Linked DNA regions of Homo sapiens: region 2 is linked to region 1. The links are chromatin loops, found by intact Hi-C in ENCODE. Cell type or tissue: PC-3. All regions are shown on one strand. Links, peaks and the distances in the headings refer to the core of each region. The heading gives the core; the rest is flanking DNA.

Evidence for each region. Hi-C counts contacts between places; a loop is a spot of excess contacts. Peaks named below come from ENCODE experiments on the same cell type or tissue, not always from the same donor. Only the 100,000 strongest peaks of a DNase experiment are listed, where the experiment ranks them.
Region 2: a loop joins it to region 1, with 4 times the contacts of the local background. A loop is called at or near these places in 1 of 110 quality-filtered maps.

The regions. Positions count from the first base shown.
Region 1 is chr1:214,479,644-214,484,041 of GRCh38, forward strand. All of the region lies in intron 1 of PTPN14 (protein tyrosine phosphatase non-receptor type 14), which reads right to left. It also overlaps the pseudogene AP3S1P2. Among named protein-coding and RNA genes, the nearest start is that of PTPN14, 70 kb to the right of the region's middle. RefSeq lists an enhancer at 3,938-4,398. In PC-3, for the core only: a CTCF peak has its summit at 2,473; no DNase peak of the experiment used is centred there; H3K4me3 peaks cover 1,162 bases; H3K27ac peaks cover 1,479 bases.
Region 2 is chr1:214,626,215-214,630,612 of GRCh38, forward strand. CENPF (centromere protein F) reads left to right here. Exons shown (of 20, transcript NM_016343.4): 8 at 2,832-2,957; 9 at 4,320-4,398. Among named protein-coding and RNA genes, the nearest start is that of CENPF, 25 kb to the left of the region's middle. In PC-3, for the core only: CTCF peaks have their summits at 2,116 (motif pointing right) and 2,331; no DNase peak of the experiment used is centred there.

The DNA.
Region 1 (4,398 bases), core at 313-4,312:
TTTATTATCCAAAAAAAACAAACAAAAAAAGACTTATTAAAACAGCTTATGTCCTGAAATTTATTCTTTTGAATTATTAGGGTTAGAAAGCTCAGTCGTTTTCTATTTTACCTAAATATTTTAATAACCTTTAATATTTTCTGATTATAATTCATTATAAGAATATTGGAAATGACAGAAAACTAAAAGAAAAAAATCACCCACGTCACCACCCACAGAGGACCAATATTAAAATGTTTGCATATTTTATTTCATCATTTTAATTATGTTTAATTTATTGTGTAACTGAGATTGTACCATCTTATTTGATATCTTTCATTATTTATGATTACTATGTATTATTTTCTCATGCTATTAAAATTTTTTCAAAAACAATTTTAAACTGTTGCATAATATTCCAGTGTATGGATCACCATTTATTTAACCATTTGCTATTGTTGACAACTTAGGTTGGTTCTAATTTTTTGCTATTTTTCAAAAAGAGTTCCCTATACTTCTGATTCTTTCATTGGAATAGATTCTTCAAGACTGTTATTGAGTCAAAAACTACATATTTTTAGAAGTCTCTTATTGCATACTCCTAAATTGCTTCCCAAATAACTGTTAAATGCAGAGGCTATCACAAATGACTATGATTTCCATTTCTTCACTTATAAGATGACTGAAACAATATGTTTTCTTAACCACTTCCATAAAAAGAAAAGACCCACGCTTGGAGTCAAAAGAACCAAGTTCTTGCTATAGCTTTTTTCTCTTACTGGGTTACCTTAAGCATGATTCCTCAAGATGGCAGAAAAGCTTTAGTAAAGGAGAATATTGATCCCAAAAGGGATACCTCAAAGTCTCAATGTCTTCATGTGACAGGAAGTCTAAGAAGCAGAAAGCCTCCCAAAATCCAGTCTGTAACAAATAGGTGAACTGTGAATCTTAGGCATGGCCCTGGGTATGATCAACCATCAAAAATATCAACAATCCTATCTCTCAATAGCTACAGTGCCATGTCACAGCACCTCAACCTCGGAAGCAGATCTAAGGATAGCTTTTGAAAAATGTAATACTGTTGCCCCCCACCAAGTGTTAACTACAGAAACATTACTTGGCCCAAACATCAAATGACTGTACTCCCTTATATTTATATATCATTTTCTCAAAAACCATTATTCCCACAGCACATAATATTGATCTCAATATTCCCCAAAGAACAAGAAAAGGCACCCTCTCTGCCTACCAAGTCGTATGAAGTGATAGGTAAGGATATGAATAGAGCAGCAGATATGCTGGGCGGCTGGGAAGAGAAGAGCCCACACAGAGGCAAGGGCGAGAAAGAAACAAGCAGCAGATGAAAATTTGCAACCATCCACACACTGTTCTAGGGCTCAGGATAATCTACAAAACGTGTCAAGTAAAAAAGGAGAAAAGGAGATGACAAGGGTACATAATGGCTCAAAGAGAAAATAAGAACTTCAAGTAAGATTTTTTTGTGTAAAGATTATATCCAATCTCACTTTATTTCACATAAATGCAACATTTGAAACAGAAGCAACTGCAGGGTCAAACAAATGCAGCACAAGAATAAAAACTGCCGGGCGCAGTGGCTCACGCCTATAATCCCCAGCACTTTGGGAGGCCAAGGTGGGCAGATCATCTGAGGTCAGGAGTTCGAGACCACCATGGCCAACATGGTGAAACCCCATCTCTACTAAAAATACAAAAAAAATTTAGCTGGGCGTGGTGGCATGCGCCTGTAGTCCCAGCTACTTGGGAGGCTGAGGCAGGAGAATTGCTCGAACCTGGGAGGCCAAGGTTGCTGTGAGCCAAGATGGCACCATTGCACTCCAGCCTGGGAAACAAGCGCGAAACTCCCGCTCAAAAAAAAAAAAAAAAAAAAGAATAGAAATTAAAATATTCTAGTTATCTATTACATATGATTTTTGAAAACTGTCTCATTTACACAGACACTGGAGCCTTATGAAGTCATCAGTTTTCTCAAGAGTACTGCTGCTCTGAAGTAAGATTGGTAAACAAGGATTCCAATACAGACATTAAAATAGGCAAGAATGAGCTAGGCGCGGTGGCTCACGCCTGTAATTCCAACACTTTGGGAGGCCGAGGCAGGTGGATCATGAGGTCAGGAGATCAAGATCATCCTGGCTAACACAGTGAAACCCCATCTCTACTAAAAATACAAAAAAAATTAGCTGGGCATGGTGGCGGGCACCTGTAGTCCCAGCTACTTGGGAGGCTGAGGCAGGAGAATGGCGTGAACCCAGGAGGCAGAGCTTGCAGCGAGCCCAGATCACGCCACTGCACTCCAGCCTGGGTGACAGAGCGAGAGTCTGTCTCCAAAAAAAAAAAAAAAGGCAAGAATGAAGACTTCTTGCTATTACCTGTGCATGGATACTCTCAAGACACTCAAGACAAAATGAACTGATTTGGACACACAAAAAAAGTAATGGTGCTTAGTCATTTATTAGCTAAATTAGAACCTGTAGGTGATGCTAAACACTATCAAATAAAAATTATTCAAGGTGACCATCCCTTGATAGCTCATTCCAGTAACAACTTTTTTTTTTTTTAGTGATAAAATATACTTTTATTTACTTTGTTGAGTCAGAGGGTTGTAAAAAAAATTATTGCTAAAGTAGATATCAGGCAAACAGAAAGGTGCTTTAGAAGTCCAGTTACCTTGGAGTTTATTTAAACTAAGAGAAAAAAGTCATAATGTTTTCATGCAATACATACTTGGTTCTTTAAATAACAATTGTGTGACAAATAGCAGAAGGAATTAAGGAATGCTGCACTTGTGATCCATACAAAACACCAACATTTTAGGTTGCACATAATTAAAGAAATATCTGAAACACTTTTTAAAACACTGTAGTAGCCAATACATAGAGGCATGCCGTAGATGGGCACCCGAATGCAGTTTAGAAAAGAAAAAAAAAAAATCACATAGAAACTACTCAATTTCTTTAAAATCACTGAGCAAGAAAAGCAACGTTGAACTTTCATACTGATTTTACACAACTTCTATATAGTACCTTGACTTAAATCCAAGAGCAAAAGTTAAGACTCTCCTCCTCTATTTTTGGTAAACAACTGCATGGTAAACTTAGATGACTCTTCCCCCTGGATTTTACCTGGGAGTGGCCTTTTTACATTTTTATTTAAAAGAGGACAGGTTTGGCACTTTTATACTGATGTCACCAATGTTAATATTTCTTGGGATCTCAGGAAGATTCATATTCTTTACAGCTGATACAGCACAGGCTGGAGCTCCCACTAAGCCACCCTCAGATTTTTCCAGCTTACTTTGTGCATCAATTTGTGTAACAATCTCATTCATGTTTGTCTCCAATACCATTCCCCCCATACTATTTCTGCAAGAATACTGTGAACCTTGTCTACATGGAAAATCAAATCCAGTTCACAGACATTTTCAAAACATTTGTCTAATGTTTCCACAAATACTTGAATGACATCTAAAATGCCAAGTTCACTTTCTGAAGAATCTACACAGAAGACAAAATATAACGTTGTGTAATGTCTATAAATCAGTTTGTTGTCAGATCCTCCAATTAATAATCCCCCTTCTAGGAAATTACAAACATTTTCATCTCTCTTAGATACCAAATGGAAAGTCTCCCTGATGATTTGCTGTTGTGTATCTTCACTGTAGGGGCGGTAGAACTTGGAGAGCCGCGGCTTCCCGTGGTTGTTGAAGATTAGGATCGCCTTGATCATGGCTGTGCCAGGCCGACCGGGTGGGCACTGGTGGCCAGGGCGGGAGCGGGCGCACAAGCCTCGCCTAGTAATCTTGCCTGCGACCCTTCCCCACCCGCCTCCAGTTAACAACTTTCACTGTCTTGAAGTTTCTTCTTTGTAAAATATACTTACTCTACTGCTATTTTTATACTCTGTTATGCTATTTACAGACTCTACTGCTAATTTAATCTATTTCCTCTTGAAGTCTTTCATTTTAAAAGGGCAACTGGGTGCCATCTTCTCTACACTGCACCTTTATATATTTAACTCTCATTATGACACTCACTCCCTCATATACTCCGATATAAATAATCCTACCTTTCTTACTTTTTCTTTTTAGGTATTATTTCTTCACCTTTTAATTATCTCAGTGGTTCTCCCTTAACTCTAAATTCTCCTTGTCTTCTTAAGTTATAGCACTAAAATGAAACAAATTACCTTTACCACCTAACTCATAGAGATGGGCTTATTTAACAGAAAACACAGAGCAGGCCAGTTGGATTTTCCCATAAAATCTGCATTTGAAAGAAAAGAGTTCTCACCAGAGAAAGACCCTTTCATCTCCAAAAGATAAGCATGTTATCATTTGTATCCAATAATAAAGAATAGGACAAAAGGAAAAAGAAATCGTAG
Region 2 (4,398 bases), core at 221-4,220, 150 kb after region 1:
GGTATAGGATTCTGTGTTGACAGTCCTTTTTTCCCAGTGCCATAGTGTTTTTCTTCAGGTCCTCAGCTCCTTAGTCAGTCTGCCTTCTTCTCTCCACCTTTCAAACTTGTTTGTTTTACTATAATGTCCAGGGTTTTTATTTGTTCTAGTTAGGAGGAATAGGGAAAAGTGTGATTATTCCATCTTCCTGGAAGTAAAAATCAGGTTCATTTTTATATATTCTCCTAGTGCAGTGCCTTATACAGAGAAATTCTGGAAAAAGATTGATTAGATATATAAAGGAACAATGGTGCTTCAGTGGAACTATGACCTCCTTTGATCCATGCATTTAATATCCTCATGCAGTCTCACTACGTAATAGTAATTTGGTCTTTTAAGTTAGAAGGACTTGGATTTGAACCTGGCTCTGCCACATCTCAGTTTTATTGCTTTTTGAGTTATTTAATGAACTTCTGAGCCCCAGTTGTCTAATCAGTAAAATTGTGTTAATAATGCCTGTGTCATAGGGTTGTTGTAAAGATTGAGATAATTTTTGTAAAGGCTTTAGCATAGTTCCTGGCACATGGTGAACTTATAATAATATTAGCTGTTATTATCATGGCTTATTTTCAAGTTCCTAGTTAATTAAGCTAATTTTCAGTTGCATTTCTGCCAAGCTAGGCCTTCCTGTATGTAAGAATTACATTTCTCCTTTTACACTTTACTTATTTGGTTTTGGAGTGACAAGTTCACCAAATCCTTGTTCTGTCTGACACATATAATGAAGTTTCTTCACATAAAATCGTGAATTAATATTTTTGACTAGGATACTGCTGAGAATACAGCTCTGGTTTTCTATTAGAGTCTTCCCTCCAGGTTCTTGTTTTTGTTTTGAGACAGGGTCTCACTCTGTCATCCAGGCTGGAGTGCAGTGAAGTGATCCTGGCTCACTGCAACCTCCACTTCTGGGCTCCTTCCACCTCAGCCTCCCTAGTAGCTGAGGCTATAGGCGCCCACCACCACACCTGGCTAATTTTTGTATTTTTAGCAGAGACGAGGTTCACCATGTTGCCCAAGTTGGTATTGAACTCCTAGGCTCGAGCAGTTTGCCCCCCTCAGTCTCCCAAAGTGCTGGGATTACAGGTGTGAGACATCGCACCCAACCCCCTCAGGCTCTTTTTTTTTTTTTTTTTTTTTGAGATGGAGTTTCACTCTTGCTGCCCAGGCTTGAGTGCAATGGTGCAATCTTGGCTCACTGCAACCTCCGCCTCCTGGGTTCAAGTGATTCTCCTGTCTCAGCCTCCTGGGTAGCTGGGATTACAGGCGCATGCCACCATGCCCAGCTAATTTTTTTGTATTTTTAGTAGAGACAGGGTTTCACCATGTTGGCCAGGCTGGTCTCAAACTCCTGACCTCAGGTGATCCGCCCAACTTGGCCTCCCAAAGTGCTGGGATTACAGGCGTGAGCCACTGCACCCGGCCCCTCCAGGTTCTTAATACTTGTTTGTTCTGTGCTTTTTGGGTTCTTTTTTTCCTTTGAGCTAGAAATCCATTTAACTGAAAATTCAGTCTACTCTTTTCTGTCTTGTCCCTAAGGATAGTATGTCCTTGTCAAATGTGTAACTGAAATAAAATTATGCTATGTTTATGCTGGTTCCAGATCTAACATTAGACTTATCTATTAAATGAAATGGAATTACTGTAACAAAAATCAATACCGTGTTCTTAAGTGAACATATGCTGTTTGTAGAGTGTCTTTTCCAAGTATTTACAAGTTGTGAGATACAAGGCTTGAATTCATGGAGAAACAGAGTGTTGAGCTGGCAGCAGACCTGGAGTTCAGCACCCACAGTTCACAGATAAAAAGGTCCGGAGTGAGTGCCCAGGGTCATGTTGTGCTACATATTTTCAAGGACTTGAGCTCTGGGCACTGTTTTAGAGTATTATGGAGCATTCATGACACCTAGTGGTCATATACTCTTATATGAATTAGGTATCACTGATAATAGAATGTTGTTTAAAATTTTTTAAATAAAATGTAAGTACCTTCTAAAGACTCTTGTAACCTTCTGTGTTTAGTAGAAAAGGATTCTTGATTCCAGGACCCTTTTAGTGGACTGTATTGCAGTTTGAAGGAGTGCCAGTAGAGGGCGCCACGGGTTCATTTCATTTACTCTGTGGTGCAAGGTTTTTTTTTTTTCCTGAGATTTGTTAAACTTTGAACCATCATTTGAGCAGTGACTTTTTGTTTTGTTTTGTTTTGTTTTGAGACAGAATCTCGCTCTAATTGCCCAGGCTGGAGTGCAGTGGCACGATCTTGGCTCACTGCAACCCCTGCCTCCTGGATTTAAGCAATTCTCCTGCCTCAGTCTCCCCAGTAACTGGGATTTACAGGCAAGCGCCACCACACCCGGCTAATTTTTGTATTTTAGTAGAGACGGCGTTTCACCATGTTGCCTCAGCATTTGGAACATTGTGGAAAGAAGCATTTTAATATTTAAAATTTCCCACAAAATCCATTATGCTTGAAACAGACTATCATATGAGGGTAATGGGCACCCTCTGATGATTTTACAGCTTTTAAATTACATAGGCTAACACCATTGCATTTTAACCTCTCATTTCCATGCAACAAAATGTTAGATGAATCGTTAGACATGCCGATCTTTTTTTTCATGGCACAAATTAGGAAGTATTTATTTAAGTGGGCTAATGCTTTACATCCTTGCTAATAGTTCCTAAACATAAATTGTGTGCTAAAACAATTATAGCAGTTTTTCTAAAACACAAAATATTTGTTCATTTATGTGAGTAATATTTATTTTGTCTTGAACATTTTTATTCATTATTAGTATACTGCATTGGAACAAAAACTGAAAAAATTGACGGAAGATTTGAGTTGTCAGCGACAAAATGCAGAAAGTGCCAGATGTTCTCTGGAACAGAAAATTAAGGAAAAAGAAAAGGAGTTTCAAGAGGTAAGGTAAATGGATTCATGAGGTGTTTGTCTGAAAGGCTTTTTATGGGCTTTTCATAGTTTGATCACTTGGAAAGGGGAGTTGTTATCACAATTTGGGAAATTCTCTTAGAGGAGAAATGCTTTGTGAGCTAAAGGTCATCTTATTTTCTTTCACATCTTCACTTTTGCGCTTTTTTTAAATCTTTCAGTTTTTGATTAGAGAAGGGAATTAGTATTCAGAATTCATCCATGTTTTCTGATTTGTTTGAGATTTGATATTCAGTAGGAAAGGATCACTTTTCTTCTTTTGGACATTTTCTCTGCTGTGGAGGAAATTGTATTACATTTTCCAGTAGGCTTTTAAAATTTTTTTTTCTTTCACTCTATTTCCTTTATAACTCCAGTATTTTTTTTTTTGAGACAGAGTCTCGCAGTGTTACCCAGGCTGGAGTGCAATGGCACAATCTTGGCTCCCTGCAACCTCCACCTCCCAGGTTCCAGCAATTCTCCTGCCTCAGCCTCCCGAGGAGCTGGGATTACAGGCATGCACCACCACACCTGGCTAATTTTTGTATTTTTAGTAGAGATGGGGTTTTGCCATGTTGGCTAGGCTGGTCTCGAACTCCTGACCTCAGGTGATTCACCCACCTTGGCCTCCCAAAGTGCTGGGATTACAGGCATGAGCCACCATGCCTGGCCAACTCCAGTTGTTTTTAAACCTGTGGGTTGGTAAATAAATTAGGAGGGTAGTTGATGTGGTGGGGAAAGTGGTTGGCAGAAGAGTGAGGGTGGAAGGTGCCCTTCCATAAGTATCTGCCAATTTGGTTCTTTCAGGTGATTTAGCCTGAAAAAGTACCATACGGATTAAGAGTCTATAGATTTTAAATAAGAATGCCTGGAAATGTTAGCTGATATCTTTCTGTGGTTATTAAAGTTAATGGGTAGCATATATTTCCTGTCCTTCTACATTTAAGCCCATTTAAAGTGGTATACAGTTTTTTGTGTTTTAAACACCGTTTTTGAGTATGTTTGGTTTCTTAGTTGAGCTTTGACTGTTGTAGCTCAGTTCTTCTCTCTTGCCCCTGATCCTTCAAAGTAGAGGTAATTAATTTAAGACTGAAGATGAGGTGGAAACAGGCTACTTTCCATGTGGTCAACTGATAAGAGTCCTTCCCCTTTCCCTCAGAGACCTGGATTTGATGCCTGAGGGCAGCATGGAGCACCAAGGCTGACTATGTTCATCGTTAAGTGGACAGTTGGCTCAGCTCCCTGCTGTCTCCTGTGCTCTCTGTGCAGTCGCCTGTTAGGATGCTCATGCCTCACCCTGGAGTCTCCCTAGCGAACCATCATCAGGCTGATGCACCTGCCCTTTGTTTTTCAGGAGCTCTCCCGTCAACAGCGTTCTTTCCAAACACTGGACCAGGAGTGCATCCAGATGAAGGCCAGACTCACCCAGGAGT